2 separate regions of the Homo sapiens genome follow, and region 2 is linked to region 1. A link is an interaction called in ENCODE POLR2A ChIA-PET data of the cell type or tissue named here. Cell type or tissue: OCI-LY7. All regions are shown on one strand. Each heading gives the region's core, and the rest is flanking DNA. Links, peaks and the distances in the headings are about the cores only.

Region 1 (8,953 bases), core at 595-8,594:
GTCAAATCCAGTTCAAATTCTATTTTCACTTAAAACTCCATAATATAATTAACTTTCTACCTCAAGGCACATTGCTTTTGGGAGGCATAAAGCTTCCCTGGGTAGAGGTAATGTTTTCAAAGCTTAGCACTCAGTGACTGGGGATGTCAGAAAAATCCAGCAGCTGGCAGGAGACAGAATTATACTTTGTAAACAAGGGATAGAGATGCGGGGCTGGCCAGCCCTCACCTTGCACGCTGCCATCCAACAGAGCCCACCGCAGCCACTGAAAACACTGCCCGCCACGTAATAAACAACTTGCCACTCAGATGATTCTTAACCCCCACGCACAAGTGGTTTCCATCCTTCCAGTATAAAACATCAGAAACTCTGACCGTGAAAAATAACTTTTCAAAACACAAATACCTTATTTCTCTCTACATACCCAATTCCCATGCATACTTCCATTATTGAAAAAATTACCGGAAGTCACCAACTTCGAATGATGCCAAATGCTGGCAAAGCCATCACCTCTCCTTTTGAGCTGCAACAGGACAATGACCAGGACATCATTCTGATTCTTCAAAGCTGGAGTTTCCAATGTGTAGACCCCAAGTATACCTTGGTGGCTAATATCAGAAAGCCCAAAGTCCACATACGCACTCAAAAAGAAGAGATAAACATACAACTCCTCCCGATCATGTTTTCCCACTGAAGCGGTGTTAGTGGTCTAGCCCCGTGGAGCTCAAATTCGGCCGCTCACAAGAATCACCTGGGAACTTTTAAAAACGTCTCAATGCCCAGGTTGCACCCCCAGGCATGAGTATTTTTCAAGAACACTAGGTGTGCAGCCAAGTCTGAGAACCAGTACTCTGGCAAAATCAAAGTCCACCAGGCCACCTTTTATCCATGGTCAACACACCCTGGTCTCTTGCTAATACGGCTGGGGCAGCTCCTACCTATATAGAGCGAGGAGTCCTTCCTCCGCACGTGGTCGTCGATGTAGGAGACGCCCAGGGGCTGCACAGGGGTAGCACCGATGCCCAGGAGCACCTGGGCCCCAATGAGCAGCAAGTACATCATGTTGGTAGCCGTCCGGTTGCGGCAGATGAGGTCGGGGTCGGGCCCCTCGTCGCCGCCCGAGCCGTTGGCTGCGCAGACGTCGCGGCCCTCGGCGCCCCAGCGGATCTCGCCCGCCTCGTACTTGTACTGGTGGGTCAGGAACTCGGGCAGCGCCGACAGCAGCGCGCCCAGCGCCATGACGATGCCGCCGCAGCCGATCAGGCGCGGCCGGTGCCCGCGTGCCCCGAAGTAGCTCACGAAGAGGATGAGCGCCAGGTTCCCGATCTCGAAGCTGCTAGCGATCACACCCACGTCAGCGCTCTGCAGGTTGAACCTACGCTCCAGGGTGGTCAGGACGCTCACCTGAGGGGGGCAAGAAGAAAGGTCAGAGCCAATCCAAGAAGATGCCCAGGAAGCCTCTCCTTCCCGCCTGACAGTGCGCTCTGCCCATCCCCCCCGGGACCCTCCCACCTGGCCTCCGGTGCCAGGTGCAAAAAGGCAGCTGTGTAAATGCCTTTTAACCTGACGAATCAGAAAGACGTTTATTTAGTATCATAACCCTAATTCAGTTAACGAATTCACTTTCCCAGTAGCAACAATGTTTTTTCTGGCACCTGTTTCCATCCTGAAAGCTTCTACCCTCTTCCGGAAACACTGCATTCCCCACCCCCACAGACCTCCACCACAGACAGCCCATGAAAACCTATAAAAGTCCTGAAGTGCGCGGTTTGCACACACTCCCAAATATATACTAGGGATAAAGTCCATGCCAGGAAGACAGAGGAGCCAGGAGATTTTCCGCAGGAGGTTAGCAAAGCCTATCCCCCACCTCAAAATAAAAACAAACTTAACAAAACCCAAGTGGCAAAATGCACAAGCTAAATCAGCCCAGCGGGGTAATCATTTGCTCTTTGCTTCCGTCTGGAAATTTCCAGTGTACATTTCCCCAGAGGCCATCAGGTAAATACACCCCTGACTGTTCTAAGCACTATGACCCTGCCAAGTACCCTCCAACTGAATATTATGATTTCCCCCGTTTTTTTGTATTCTTGTCTGCCCTATGTTTGTTAAACATATACCGAACATCTGCTGCTTGCCAGGCAATGCCCTAGACACAAGAGAAAAGTGATGGAGAGAGGACATCTGGCCTGAAGAAGCCATCTAGCAAGAAGGTAAACATGTACCTAAGAATAACACAAAGGGACTGGAGGTGAGATGTGTGATGCAGACCTCACACCAAGGGGGCCATGAGGAGATGCATTCTTACAGGGCTTCTTAAAGTGGTAAGAAAATGAGATGGCTACCCTCTGCTGCTGTGTGCAAATTCCACGCAGGGTGCTGTGAGCAAGACAAGAGTCCTTGTCATGGGAGATCTGACAGCTGAATGATGTCCTCGCTGAGTAGGGAAGAACATTTCAGGCAAAAGGAACAGCATGAGCCAAAGATAGGTGGCATGATTTCATCATGGAAGAGAAAATAGCTGGGGCCGGGAGCAGTGGCTCACACCTGTAATCCCAACACTTTGGGAGGCCGAGGTGGGCAGGTCACTTGAGGCCAGGAGTTCGAGACCAGCCTGGCCAACATGGCAAAACCCCTTCTCTACTAAAAATACACAATTTAGCGAGGCGTGGTGGTGCATACCTATAATCCCAGCTACTCAGGGAAGGCTGAGGCAGGAGAATTGCTTGAACCCTGGAGGCGGCGGTTGCAGTGAGCTGAGATCACACCACTGCACTCCAGTTTGGGCAACAGAGCGAGACCTTGCTTCCAAAAAAAAAAAAAAAAAAAGGAAGAAAATAGTTGGAAAGGTGGGGTGAGGACAAATTGTAAGGAGCCACAAATGCCACAGGGGTGAATTTAGACAATCCCGAGCAATTAGGTAGACACAATACAGATCATGGAGGGAAGAAAACCTGGTTTGAACCCCTGTTATTATTTCCTTAGCTCTGTGTCCTCAGTCATGTTACTCAAACTCTCCCAGCCTGGATTCTACAAAACAGGAATCATAATATCTAATCAGCAGGAGGGATGTGAAGATTAAAAATAATGGATGAAAAGTCTGTTAGCACAGAGCAGCCTCTCCCTTCCTACATGGCAGGAGTGCATGGAGAGAGGCAGCAAAACAGAGGCTCTAGGGCCAGACCACCTGGGTCCATCCTGACTCTGGCTGACCTTGACCAAGTTACTTTGCGCGTTAGTTTCCCCATCTGTAAAAGGGGGATAAGAGTGCTACCTCATAGAGCTGGTGTCAAGAGTCAACAACACATACATGTAAATGCTAGGGAAGGGTCAGCTATAACCATTATCATTATCATTTATCTGTGAACACCGGAGAACAGCAAAGGTTTAATAGTGTAGGGGTCACACCAGGTGTGGTGAATGGAGGGTGGAAGAAGGCCAGCAGTGAAGACAGCTGGGCCATATTGAGAGAGGGGAGAAGAAAAGGCCACGTCAACACACTGGCAATGGAAATGAACAGGAAAAGATGTAAGAAGCATTTTAGGGCAGAGTTCTATTTCAGGGAGAATGAGCTGGATCTGCTGACCAACCGGGTGTGTCTACTAAGGAAAGGTCAAAAAGGAGAGTCATATGGATCTAACCTTCCTCCAAATCTACAAATATGGACACTGTTGTAAACGTCCATGCATCTACAACCTCTGCAGTGTCCAGATACGTGTATCTATGCACATATAAACATACGCCTGTGCTAATTAGCATGCTTCTATTCAATTTCCCGTTACTAAAAAAACAAACCAAAAAAATGCTATAGCCAGGTGATTCCTCTTAGCCTCATTTTCAAACCCACATATTTAAACAAACTCCTTGAGCCTAGTGGTTCTCAATCCTACCTGCAGATTGGAGGCACTCGGGGAGCACTAAAAATTTGAGAGGCCTGGTCCCACCTGGGAGGTTCTGACTGAACTGGTCTGGGGAGTGGCCTGGGGGCCCTAGGACGCTTTCAAAGCTCCCAGGTGATTCTAATGGCAGTGAGCAGCGCGGGGCTAAGGCCATGACACCCATTATTGGGGGTCTCTCTTTCAGCCCTGGCCTTCGGCAAGCTCTGCAGAGCAGGGTTATGACATCTGTGACACCCTCTATCTCTGGCATTCTGATCCCAACTCCTATTTCTATTGTGCTTTCTAGACAAGTCAAGGCCAGCTTGCAGATCACTCAGCCCTAGTTATGTGATTAGACTGTTACTTTTAAAACACCAGGTGTTTGCCGCTGTTCAGAAACGAAGTTTAGCTAGTCCTGGCATCATTCAAATGGCTTTTAAATACTGCCAAAGAAGTTCTGTCTGAAGGGTCTGGGCAAGTAAAAACAAATTCATTTATTTACTACTTTCCTTCGCAACACAAACAAACATACATACATGATGGAATAAATGATTTACCAGAGGTTTATAATAGGTGATGCAATGTGGCAACAAAAAGGAAGGCAGCCTAAAGACCTGGGAGGTAGGGGGCTTTGGGGAGCCTCGCCCAGGCCTTTGTGTGAGTCTTGAGAGGTCCAAAGGGGACTGGATGCAGAAGTGGAAAAGAACATGTCTGGGTGGGGTCCCCTAGAAAGTCACCCCCGGAGAGGTGGCTGAAGCAGTCTGGTAGGTCTTCAGCTTTAGGACCCACCATGAGGCTGGAGGGTAACAAAGTAGGGGGAAGGGAGAGAACAGAAGCTGTATCTCATTTTTGCCATGATGCCTCATGACATACACACAAGACAACAAATCTGAAACATGACAACTGCTCCATTTCAGCAGGTGTGCTGTGTCATAAAATATCATGCAGGTGTGCACATTGATGACAGATAAGGGTGATTGGGACAGAGACAGCTGTGGGCAAAACAAAAAATAATCAGTTCTTTTAGAGACAGATAACGCCCGTGCCTGCAGCTCTTGTCCTGGCTCCCACCTGCTCTTTGCAGAGCAACGCACAGGGGTGACAGGAAGTAGTACGGTCTTTCCCTCCTTGACCTGTGGCCTTCTGCTGGGCTGCAATGCCAGTCTGGGAAGTCATGCAAAGATTCTGAAATGATGCTTTGTGGATCAATTAGATCAGAGGCTAATGTTTTCACTCATTTAAAACACAATTTTGAGAAGACAGACTAAGTATGCATGAGGCCATAAAACCCACTTGTAGCCTTTATGTGGCAGTGAACAACCCAGCCTGAGGAAGAGCATGTGGAAGGGAATGACTGCCTTTACTTAATGGGTAACAGGACTAATGGAGAAGGTCTTGATAATTAGAGAAGAAGGAGCCATAACTGCAAGAGGAAAAGGAAAGAGGAAGCGTCCTTATCCTGAACCAAGTGTATATGAAGTTATTATGTAAAGTATGCAGTATGTATCAGGCTTCTACAATGATTATTCAAAAAAAAAAAATCAGCTTGCATTTCAGAATGTCCTGGGGCAATTGTTAAAAATATAGATGTCCCGGCCGGGCGCAGTGGCTCACGACTGTAATCCCAGCACTTTGGGAGGCTGAGGCAGGCGGATCACAAGGTCAAGAGATCGAGACTATCCTGGCCAACATGGTGAAACCCCATCTCTACTAAAAATACAAAAATTAGCTGGACGTGGTGGCACATGCCTGTAGTCCCAGCTCCTCTGGAGGCTGAGGCAGGAGAACTGCTTGAACCCGGGAGGCAGAGGTTGCAGTGAGCCAAGACTGCGCCACTGCACTCCAGCCTTGGTGACAAAGCAAGACTCCGTCTCAAAAAAAAAATCTAAATATCTATATAGATATAGATACGTATATATATAGATAGATATAGATATGCGTCTGATACCCAGCTGGAGATGAGGACCACTGACCATTCAGGCACCAGGCACATACTCACCATCATTCTAGAACCAAGGTTCTCAACCTTCATTGGCAGTAAAATTACCCCCAGAGAGTGTGAGACTGCTGAACCCCAAGCCCAGAGTCTTTGATTTTGCAGGTCTGGGGTGGGGTCTAGACTATGCGTTTCTAACAAGCTACCTGGTGACACTGATGCTGCTCATCAGAGGACCCCACTTTGAGTACCTCTGCTTTACTCAGCTTCCTCTTCTCAACTAGCCTTCCCCCATTCAAAAGATGAAAGAGTTTAAGTTATCTACAAATTGAAATTATCGCCTCCTCATTTCCAGTTCATAGAGACACTGTCTCCTCATGTGGGAAATGTTGGGATGCATTTCTGGGAGCCTCACCTTCTGGAAAGTGCTGAAGTCACACTAAGGCCAACTGAAACTATCAGCACTTAGCCCAAAAGGGAGAGCTTCAGTCTATGTTGCCATAGGACAGGACACATTCAGAGGCCACGGCCAAGTATTCATGAGCCCATCCTCACCTTCAAAAGGTGCCAACCAGGGGCAAGGTTATCAGGCATTCACTTAACAAAAAAACACTTATTCTTAGGGGCAGGCAGCAGCAACTCAGGGGCTCTCCCAGAGGTGTGTCCATCTTCTCACTCTGGTCTGGGTGGCGGGGCCTTGGCCTGAACTGGCATCACCTGAGCTTTTGAAAAACACCTGTGCGTGTCCTCCCACCTGCAAGACTGGGCATCTGTATTTTCAGAGTTCCCTGGGTGACTCTAACATGCATGCAGGTAGAGGCGTGTGCATGTGTATCAGGTGGCAGAGAGGTTGTGCATGCATGGATGTTTACACCAGAGCAGCCTGGTCCTATCAGTGTAAGTCTGGAGCAGGAGAGCCTCGAGTTCCCATCTGGCTTTGACAGCATTTGGTCAAGTCAATCTTCCTGAGCCTGTTTCCACACCTGTGTGGTGGAGAGAACAATACTTGCTTCTGCGGACATTAATGAAGTCATACATCAGAGCAGCTGGCCCACAGTAGGTGCACACTAAAAAGCTAGCCACATCACTGGTGTGCATGCTCTGTGACTTCACTTCAAATTCAGTCCCACACAGCCAAGTGCCTGCTCTGTGATAGATGCAAGAAACATAACCATGATTAAGAGAGCATGCTGCCTTGTAGGAGTTTACAGTCTGGGGACAGCAGAAAGAAACAATCTAACAATGGTACAGCCTGCAACAGGGTAACAGAGTGGCAGAGGGTTTGAGGGAGCAACAACATTCATTTGGCTGTGTGTGGAGGAATATATACCTGGGATGCAACAAAGATCAATTAGATTTTAATAGCTGTGGGAGGGGAGAGGCTGCCACAACATTCCAAGAGCAAAGATCAGTGGCGTCAAGGAGGCTGGCAGAGGGAGAGTTTAGACCACCCCTGGGGAAAGGCAGGAATATGGAGTGGCTTCAGAGAACTGTGAGTAGTCGTCTGAGATAAAAACAACCTTGAAGGCCAGACTGAGGCTTTGATTTAGAGGTCAATGGGGAGCGAAGGGAGGTTCTTGAGCAGGAGCCGCTCTTCTGCAGTATTAACCTGGCACTGCTGTGCAGGTATCAGGGAGGAGAGACGGCCGGGGCAGCTGTTTCCACAGTGCTGGGGAGAGAGGAGGCTTCAGCAGGCTAATGCTGGTGTAACAGCAAGGAAAGGCCCCTGTGGCAGAGCCACCTTAGAGATCCAGCTCAACAGAGGCAGCAGCTGATTGGAGGCATGGAACAAACAAGGTGGAGCCGAAAGGTCCCTGCGAGAGTCTCACCTGGCTCAGTCTGGAGCGCTTGTGAAGGGTGAGAGCAGGATGCTCTATGAGGCTGGGAGGAGCCCGGGAGTGCAGTGTGGAGAGCCTGCATTTTAAAGTCCTTCTGCTGAGTAGTGGCAGATGTGACAGAACTGAGCAGGCTCTTCCTGGGGAGCTTCGGGGAACCTATACCCTCAAACTGCACACTCAGCAGCAGGGCCCATGTCAGGGAGCAGATGCTAAAAACAGTGCAGGAGATGTCAATCTCGCTGTGGTCCTGCAAAAACCTGTGGTTTTCCCAACAGGGGTTCCTGAACAGGGTCTGGCATACTTTCTCTGTAAAAAGCCAGTCAGTAGATATTTAGGCCATATGGTCATCATAGCAGCTACTCAACTCTACCACCATAACACAAAAGCAGCATGCATGGACAATATATGAACAAATGGAAATGGCTGTGTTTCAATAAAACTTTATTTACAAAAACAGGCAGCAGGCCACATTTGGTCCATAGGCCACATGTAGAATGCCAAACCCCTGATCTCTATAAATTCAGCATGGGAAATCACACTATTCCCGTGCCTGGCAATACAAACACTGGCCATTGGTAAGTATATGAAGCACTCCTGTTGCTGTAACAGAAAAGTCATTCCAGGCACAATTTTAATGCAAGCTTTTTGGGTTTCTTTGTTTGTTTGTTTTGTTTTGTTTTGTTTGAGACAGAGTCGCGCTCTGTTGCGCAGGCTGGAGTGCAATGGCGCGACCTCGGCTCACTGCAACCTCTGTCTCCCAGATTCAAGCAATTCTCCTGCCTCAGCCTCCTGAGTAGCTGGGATTACAGGCACCCGCCACCACGCCCAGCTAATTTTTGTATTTTTAGTAGAGATGGGGTTTCACCATGTTGGCCAGGCTGGTCTTGAACTCCTAACCTCTGGTGATCCGCCCACCTCGGCCTCCCAAAGTGCTGGGATTACAGGCGTGAGCCACCGTGCCCGGCCAAGTTTTTTTTTTTTTTTTTTAATTCCATTAAAGTAATTTGCAAGATAACTTCAGTGTTCTGTCTGATGTGCCAAGGACATGTCTTCCTGTAGTAAAGTGGTAGAAAGAGACTTAATCACCTAAGCCCAGAAGTCATTTCCCCATGATGAAGCAGCAGCAGCAATAGTGTGAGGTTTTGTTTCTCATCTAGACAGCAGCTCCTTGGGGTGAGTCATTTACAGTTCTAGGGAAATGGCACACAAAATGCATTCACTTGTGAATTCCAGGATCCTAGATCTGCAGAACCAAGTAACAGAAGACGACACAGGATCAGCCTCTTGTCATGGCTATGGTG
Region 2 (8,953 bases), core at 679-8,678, 51 kb before region 1:
CTGAGAAAGGAGACACGCACTGTGCTTTGATGGATAGGCCGTAAGTGGCTTCCCTGGGTACTTTCCAGGGCGACTAGGCAGGGGACTCTAGAAAATGTTCAGGATGGAAGCATCTGAACAAGTAAGGCAATCAGAAGGGAAGGAAGATAGGGACATTTCAAAGCCATCTTGCATCTCTGCAGGAAGAGGGGAGCAAAGAGGAGGGAAGAGAGCCACCTTCTTGATTTAGCTGCCTGTGGATTTGCTCTTGAGAGCTCTTGGTGCTGAATCCTGCAGACAAAGCAGACAAGGAAAGAGCCTATGCCAGCGGGATTTGGGAGAACACTGAAGTGACCTTGACCTTTAGTCCTGCCACTACGTCCTCGTGGTTCCCCAAAAGTAGGCTGTTTGAAAACAACACAGCCAAAAACTGTGCTATTGATATTTGAGAGACAATATGATCCAGGAAAACAGGAGAGATAACAAGGTCTGGAAGTCAACAGAACAAGGACAAAACAATTAATCCATCTGTAAAACGGGTTTAATTTATTTCATATGGGATTATCTGTGTAATAGGTGTCTTATCCATATTGATTTTTATTATATGTCGAGTGCTGTCTTTATCCTGTGGCAACGCTTCTGCGTTATGTCCCCACAACGGCACCTCAGTCCTACAGGAGAGGTGGGGAGACAAATGATACTATTAGCCAAAGAAAAGCATAACCAGAGGAGGGACATTCTACCACAGATCACCATATAAAGCTTCAAGCAGGGGGAGTTATTTGGACTCTTATGGGTTAATCTATACTGCTGTTCATTTCTGTGTAGAGCAGTTAATCTAGAAAACAGTACTCTCTGCTTCCTCTTATACCTCTGCAACATGCTCTGATAACTAAAAACCTCTCTTATTGTCATTTTAATATTTTAAATGAATAAAAATGTAACAACTCACTGGGTTTATTTAGACATAGTTTCCTACCATCTAATAATCTTTTTGTTTTTTTAGAAAGGATAAAAAGCAGCACAAATAGAATGAGGTATTTCAAAACTTCTTTAGAGCCTAACTCTTCTGGATCATTTACAAAGACAGTTTTAAAGCCCTTTATAAAGTTATCTGAAAGCAGAGTTCAAAAATACAAATTGTATCTCATCTCTCTTGCTGTCAAAAAAAAAAATCCCCAAAAAACTGCACCACGCTTTTGTCTTCTCCTCCATGACCAAAGCTGCCCTTTGGAAGTAAAATGCCACACAACATAATTGGTGCAGCAGCCCAGCTCTCTGCAGAAGCTAGGGTTAGACTTTTTTACATTCTACAAAGCGCCACCTTATCTTTCTGCTTCAAGTTGAAATCACCTTTTTCCACGAACAGTGCCAGATGCTCTGTTTGAGAAGCATCACCAAAGCCCAGGCATGAATTCCTTCCACTGCTGAGACATTCTAATACACCAGGTTAACTGGGATCTGAGAATGGTTACTGCTCCTAAGGGTCCCATTTAATTAAATGTTCCTACAATTTGCATTTGGAAAGCACATCATCATCACTGCCTGTTGCTTTAATGAAAACTTGAGTCCTCAAAATTTGGGTGCTAGACACAGTATCCTGAAAGGATCATATCCTGAAATGTTCAGAAGCGCAGTTTTGTGCCCAGTTCTAACAGGGATTTTTCTGTCCCATGTACCCTGGGGACAGTGATGTTGCATTGTGCACAGTGGGAAAAACATCTTCCTCAGAGATGCTGGTACTGATGATACATTAGTGGGAACTTGTACACAGGCCATGAGAATCATCGTCAGCTAAAATCTGAGCTGTCCGTCCCTCCACTCCCCTGGCTACAAACCTCTTTGTCTGCACTGGTGTCAGTGCTGGCCTCGGTCAGTACAAAGCCTGAACTCTTTTCTCTGCGTCCCAAATCTGTCACAAAGCAAAAATGTCCTGACCTCATCTGAGCTACGGGTGCAGTTATGGTGTGGCTGGGGCTGCCAGCCGAGGCCCCTGTTTCTGTCTGGGTCATTTCTCAACCTATCTCGACTCAACCTTGTTACTTCAGATCAGAGCTGCCCATAATTCGCTGGGCACAAATGCCCTGCGGCTGCCAAAATGACGAGGCTCTGATGCCTTCTGGATGACTCACGGAATGAACCAGGAGGGGATGAAATACACCAGTTCTTAACAAAATTGCATGAAAATGACACCGAATTCAGAAAGCTTCACACAATCTCCTTGAGGGCTCCTATTTGAGTTTCTCTCCTCCCTTCAATGAAAGCAAGGAGCTGGAATCAATGTCCTCAGGGCTGGACTGGCTCAATCGACTAAGGGCTTACTCCTTCCTGATCCCTCCAGGAGTACATTCTGGCAGTAGAAGCAATTTAGAGCAGGTGTGCACACCCACACTCACTCCTACGAATTTCCCTCCACACACACACACACACACACACACACACACACCCTGCTGGCTGCCCACAATTCAAGTGCACCTGTAGACAAAAGATTCCTTTGGACTTGGTGCCTCTCAACAAAACCCTCCTGGTAGGCAAGCCCTGCCAACTCCCACTCCCTAGGCAAGGCCAGGCTGGTGAGAGGAGGAAGGATGAGCAGGCAACATAGAAAAACAAAAGGGAAGGGAAGTTAGGGGGTGGGGTGGGAGTCTCAATCCTGGATTCTAAAGTGAACAGTCAATGAAGGATATTTTTAGAGAGCCTCAGAGGCCCAAATGAGATTGTTCCTCACAATGGAGGATATTTATTTGGACCTGTCAGGTCTAGTTTTAAAAGTCCTTCTTCAATACCACATAGAATCCAGGGATTTGAGCAGGATCTCAGGCCTCTAAATCATTACGGGACATCCAAACATCCAGGGGGATAAATGTTTCCTTTGGGGATCCCTGAGGAGCCAGGGCTTGGCTTTGGGTTTCCCAAGCACTGGGATGCTGGTGGTGGGAGAGGGGTCTGCATATGCGTTTCTCTTTAATCATGTGTCTTCTCTCCAATTCTCCTGTTCTCTAGGGCACTCAATTTTAATGTATACCTCTTCCCCTTCCCAACAGATTCTAAAAACCCTAATCATCCACTGAGTATCCCCACAGCCCCCTCTCCCTGGGTATGTTTGCTGTCATGGGGGAGCTGAGGTCCCCAGTACCTCTTCAGATGGTGGTGATGACTGTAATCCTCCCAAAAGCTGGCATGGCACACGCAGAAAAGTCTAGAGGTAGGACTGCTGGCCACACTCAAAAACTCGTGGAAAGACAAAGTACGGGACAAGGTAATGGATAAGGCCTGGATTCCAGACCACACACTGTCACCTGACGCTCTGTGACCCTGAGCAAGTCACTCAATTCTGTGAGCTGCCACTTCTTCATCGCAAAAGGGAGGTATCCAAGGAAATAGCTTTCTAGAACATACTCGAAGTACATTAAAAAAAAAAAAACTATCTAATTTTAAAGGATGTTAGTACCCAGCTTGCTTCTGCTTCTTCCCAACACACTGCTCAACTCTCTTTCTCTACCAGAGATGGGACGGAGCTGTGGCCAATGAGGTGCCACTTCCGGCCTGGTCCACAAGACTTCCCATGCCCCTTCCACCAGGGTCTTTTCTCCTCCTGCTTGATGCCGACAAGCATAGCAACCTTGAATAGGAGGAACTAAATATAGCAACACTAACATGGCAAGAGCTACTACACAGAGCTGCCCACATATTAGTAAAACCTGTTCTGGAGTCACCTGAGCATAAAAAAAAAAAGCAATGATGCATGTGAGGGTTTGCTTCTTGCAGTAGCTGTCAGTCGAACAAATACATTTACCATGCCCTAAAAAGGGTAGAAAGTATAAAGCACTATCAAATATTTCACCTAAAAATGACCAAAAACAAAAAAAAATTACAGATGACAAGGCCGTTGTATCTACTTTTAGAGCTCTGAGCAATCACACAGAAGTCTTGTGATTAATGGAACATTCCAGGTTCCATTACATTTCCAACAAGTTTCTACCACAGGTTTGCTTTTCCTGAAAACCTACTTTCATAAACTGAAAACAAGTAGGTTCCCCACCCATACTGAGAGGTGAAGCCAGCTGAGCTTCTGGGTCAGGTGGGGACTTGGAGAACTTTTGTGTCTAGCTAAAGGACTGTAAATGCACCAATCAGTGCTCTGGGTCTAGTTAAAAGATGGTGAACACACCAATCAGCACTTTGTAAAATGGACCAATCAGCACTCTGTAAAATGGACCAATCAGCAGGATGTGGGCGGGGCCAAATAAGGGAATAAAAGCTGGCCACCCGAAATAGCAGCGGCAACCTGCTTGGGTCCCCTTCCACGCCGTGGAAGCTTTGTTCTTTCGCTCTTCACAATAAATCTTGCTGCTGCTCAGTCTGGTTCTGCACTACCTTTATGATCTGTAATACTCACTGCGAAGGTCTGTGGCATGACTCCTGAAGTCAGCGAGACCACGAACCCACCAAAAGGAAGAAACTCCTGACACATCTGAACCTCGGAAGGAACAACTCCAGACGCATCATCTTTAAGAACTGTAACACTCACCGCGAAGGTCCACGGCTTCATTCTTGAAGTCAGCAAAACCAAGAACCCACCAGAAGGAACCAGTTCTGGACAGAATACAATTAATATCTACTGCAATAAAATCCCACGGTGTGATCCAATCAGATGAAATGTTATTTGGGGCATTGGTTCTCACTACCCACACCACTTTCTCATTAGCACAACATTCAGGAGTTAATCAGCCCCAGGCTGCTGCCGCCCCCCCCCCCCACCCTCCCCGAGTTAAACCCTCACGAGAGAGAAACTGTGGCAGGCCTGGTCTCCCTAACAGCTGAACAGGGTAGCCTCCATAATAACTGTCTCAGCACTGACTGACTGGTGAAGTTAAATATTAAAAGCTGAAAGCTGAAAGAGCCAGTGCCCATATACAAAGGCTGGAATGCAACAAAAGCCCACCAAGCATCTTGCCTAGGACTTTCCCGGGCCTCGAAGCACGACAAGATAACAAAGGAATTCTTAACAGGACCTATTTAGGATTAAACAGGTGTATTGGGGGTCTGAAGGAACTCCCCAAACCTCCATGATTTAGCAGGAGACAAGGGTAATCACCCCCAGCACCCGGACCCATTTAGATTAAGTAAATTTACTGAGGCTCCAGAGGAAGGTCTTCAGGAATCAGATCTTAGTTACAGATTGGAAGAAGTTAATCACTTATGTCTTCAGATGAATGCACACTTACACACAGACATACAGCTTAGAAAGTATATAAGCTCTGGAAAACTTTGTAATTTTGAGTTGGTCTGGCGATGTTTTCCAGGCCTTCTCCCTGTACCCGGCTCCAGAAATAAACTCTCTCCTTTCCCAGCTCATCTGCATCTCGTTATTGGGTTGTGAAAGTAAGCAGCCCGAGGACCCTCAGTTTGGTCCAGGAACAAAGCATCTGGTGTGCTGCTGGGGATGGGGTGCACTGGACAGCCTGAGATCACCAAGAGGCTCCTAAACATCACTGCTGGGCTCTCCGTTGGGCTTAGGACCTTCCACAGCCATTTCCACCTCTCATTCTCTCCTCCTTCCCCGGCTCCACTTCCCTCCTCAGCACCAAGTCTCTCCCATTGCTGTTTGGCCAGCTTTCAGTTGTTTCCTGTTTTCTTTCTCAGGCCACAGGAAATCCTTGCTCTTTTTTTTTTTTTTTTTTTTTTGAGACGGAGTTTCGCTCTTGTTGCCCAGGCTGGAGTGCAATGGCGCGATCTCAGTTCACCGCAACCTCTGTCTCCTGGGTTCAAGTGATTTTCCTGCCTCAGCCTCCAGAGTAGCTGGGATCACAGGCATGTGCCACCATGCCTGGCTAATTTTGTATTTTTAGTAAAGACAGGGTTTCTCCATGTTGGTCAGGTTGGTCTCGAACTCCCGACCTCAGGTGATCCATCTGCCTCGGCCTCCCAAAGTGCTGGGATTACAGGTGTGAGCCACTGTGCACGGCCGCTCTGTAATTCTTAAAATGTCCACTCTAGTCACTGCCTCATATGCTACCTCCCGCTGCAGTCTGCGGCATCTTCTGAGCCTGTCTGTATGACCGCCAGAGTTTGTTCTTGGGCCCTGCGAGCCTGAGATGGCTGCATCAGGACCAGAAGAGCTGAGCTCAACTTCTGACTCAGCAGCGACTACTTTGTGACCTTGAATAATTCTCCCCAGTCTTCTGAGTCCAGGTTTCCTCCCACATGATGGGAATTATAATACCTCTGTCCCAGGGTTTTCATAAAATCAAATGCATTCATTCATTCAGTACACATGTGCTGGGTCCCTTCCATGTTCTGAGAACCATCTCAAGCTTTAAACATGTAACAGTGAATGGGTCGCTCTCATAGAGCTGGCATTCTGGTGAGGAATGACAATAAGTAAATAAATGTATTTTATGCTAGATGGCAATATGTGAAGAAAAACAAAGCCAAGTAAGGCGACTAAGAGTAAAGGTGGCAGATGAGTAGGGGAAGGGTATTCAGGGAAGGCCTCTCTGATGGGAAGACCCACAAGCAGGGGCCTGAATGAAGCCAGAGAGCAAGTGCAAAGGCCCTGAGGTAGGATTTGCAATACACTGTAGGGGAAAATACACTGAAAAGTGCCTATGAGTGTGAGATATGACTCATCTCTGGAATCCCACACACCTTGGACTGAGATGTTTTTAATCAACCTCATTGCCTGACATATGCCCTGTTTTCCTTTCCTCAGAGTAGAACCAGAGAGCTGTTCTTCTGCCCCACCATTCTTCCCTCTCCTTCAAGACAACACGCCACTATTGCCTATGCCCTTCAGGCAAAATCAGGAAAATCAAGCCTTCCTTTGGGAAAATGGGAAGAGAAAGCCTCAAAAGTTCAAACACAAGTACTTGCCAAGGCAGTCCTGACTATGCCTTTGTTATCAAATCCTTGCCAGCAGGCAGCCAAAAATTAATGAATCTTCTACAAATGCTTCATAATTCTACTGGGATAATAGATAATGCAATTAGGAGATAAATTGACTAGAATGAGATAAACTAAGTATTCAAAAATCACGTTTCAGACAAGTATGCTTAAAGTCAAGGGTCCTCTCGGAGCAGAATGGCAAATTTCATTCAGAAAAGGGCCACTCAAGGGAGAGAGTAACGTCCTGAGAGCGGAGTAAAATAAAGCCTCATGGTTGAGCAGACTATGGTCTGACAGAGGCATCCGGAACATCAGGCTACAGGTGGAGCATTTCTAATCCAAAAATCTGATATCCAAAATGCTCCAAAATACAAATCCTTTTGAGTGCTGACATGACACTCAAAGGAAATGCTCATTGGAACATTTCAGATTTTGGATTTTTGGATTTGGGGTGCTCAACTTGTAAGTGACTATATATAATGCAAATATTCAAAATTCTGAAAAAATCCAAAATCTGAAACACTTCTCATCCCAAGCATTTTGGATAAGAGACAACCTGTAGGATGAGCAAAGAAGGGGTACTGCAGGTGGCAAAATCAAGTGAATAACCAGCTAGTCATATGAAATAGTGAGAAAAGAATAAATTACTCCTGTATCAAAAGAATGTCTGCTGAGATAAGTAAAATAGCTCTCTCAAAATATGTTCTTAATTTGAAAGGAACGAGTTTAGGAGCTACAGGACGATCTGGGACACCACAGAGAGAAGGCATCCCGGAACTGGCTTGGATGTATCCAATAAGAGGTTGCCTCGTCCACACCAAATGTGTATACAAACCTTCAGAGCAGAATTATTCTTCACAGTGAAAAAGTGGTAACAACCCAAATGTCCATCAATGGTTGAATGAACAAAATGTGGTGTCTCCATACCCATTACAACATGGATGGACCTTACAAACATCATGGTGGTGAAAGAAGGCAGTCATAAAAGGCCACATAAGGCCGGGCGTGGTGGCTCACGCCTGTAATCTCAGCACTCTGGGAGGCCGAGGTGGGCAGATCACGAGGTCAGGAGATCGAGAGCATCCTGGCTAACATCGTGAAACTCCGTCTCTACTAACAATACAAAAAGTTAGCCGAGCATGGTGGCACGCGCCTATAGTCCCAGCTACTCGGGAGGCTAAGGCAGGAGAATCTTTTGAACCCAGGAGGCGGAGGTTGCAGTGAGCCGAGATTGTGCCACTGCATTCCAGCCTGGATGACAGAGTGAGACTCCATCTCAAAACAAACAAAAAAAGGCCACATATTGTATGATTCTGTTTACGTGAAATGTTAAGAATGGGCAAATCAAATAGACACAGAAAGTAAATTAGTGTTTGGCAGCACCTGCTAGGGAGGGCATAATGAAAGTGATTGCTAGTGAGTAAGAGGTTCCATTTTAGGGGTGATGAAAATGTTTTAAAATTGAATTGTGCTAATGGTTGCACAACTCTATGAATACACTAAACAACTGAACTGTGTATATTTTTTATACTTTTCTTTTTTTTTTTTTTTTTTTTGAGATGGAGTCTCACTCTGTTGCCCAGGCTGGAGTGCAGTGGCGTGATCTCAGCTCACTGCAACCTCCTCCTCCCAGGTTCAAGCGATTCTCCTGCCTCAGCTTCCTGGGATTACAGGTGCCCACCACCACACCCAGCGAATTTTTTTGTATTTTTAGGAGAGATGGGGTTTCACCATGCTGGCCAGGCTTGTCTCAAATTCCCGACCTCAGGCGATCTGCCCGCCTCAGCTTCCCAAAGTGCTGGGATTACAGGTGTGAGCCACCGTGCCCAGCCTATAATTTTCTTTTTTAAAATTTCAATCGTTTTTGGAGTACCAGTGGTTTTTCATTACATGAACGAGTTCTTTAGTGGTCAGTTCTGAGATTTTGGTGCACCCATCACCCGAGCAGTGTTCACTGTACCAATATGTTGTCTTTTATCCCTCACCCGCCTTCCAACCTCCCCAACCCCCAAGTCCCCAGAGTCCATTATATCTCTCTATATGCCTTTGTGTCCTCATAGCTTAGCTCCCTCCCACTCATAAGTGA

What was found. Peaks named below come from ENCODE experiments on the same cell type or tissue, not always from the same donor. Only the 100,000 strongest peaks of a DNase experiment are listed, where the experiment ranks them.
Region 2: POLR2A ChIA-PET joins it to region 1 with 7 read pairs; 3 of 35 experiments call an interaction of 5 or more read pairs at or near these places.

What each region holds. Positions count from the first base shown.
Region 1 is chr15:91,908,444-91,917,396 of GRCh38, reverse strand. It overlaps SLCO3A1 (solute carrier organic anion transporter family member 3A1), which reads right to left. Exons shown (of 10, transcript NM_013272.4): 2 at 939-1,404. Among named protein-coding and RNA genes, the nearest start is that of SLCO3A1, 59 kb to the right of the region's middle. In OCI-LY7, for the core only: no CTCF peak of the experiment used is centred there; DNase peaks (open chromatin) are centred at 1,576, 2,206 and 4,866; H3K4me3 peaks cover 2,473 bases; H3K27ac peaks cover 5,557 bases.
Region 2 is chr15:91,959,194-91,968,146 of GRCh38, reverse strand. The region is part of intron 2 of SLCO3A1 (solute carrier organic anion transporter family member 3A1); the gene reads right to left. LOC124903557 (a long non-coding RNA gene) reads right to left here and starts at 4,219. Exons shown (of 2, transcript XR_007064764.1): 1 at 1,333-4,219; 2 at 503-650. In OCI-LY7, for the core only: no CTCF peak of the experiment used is centred there; no DNase peak of the experiment used is centred there.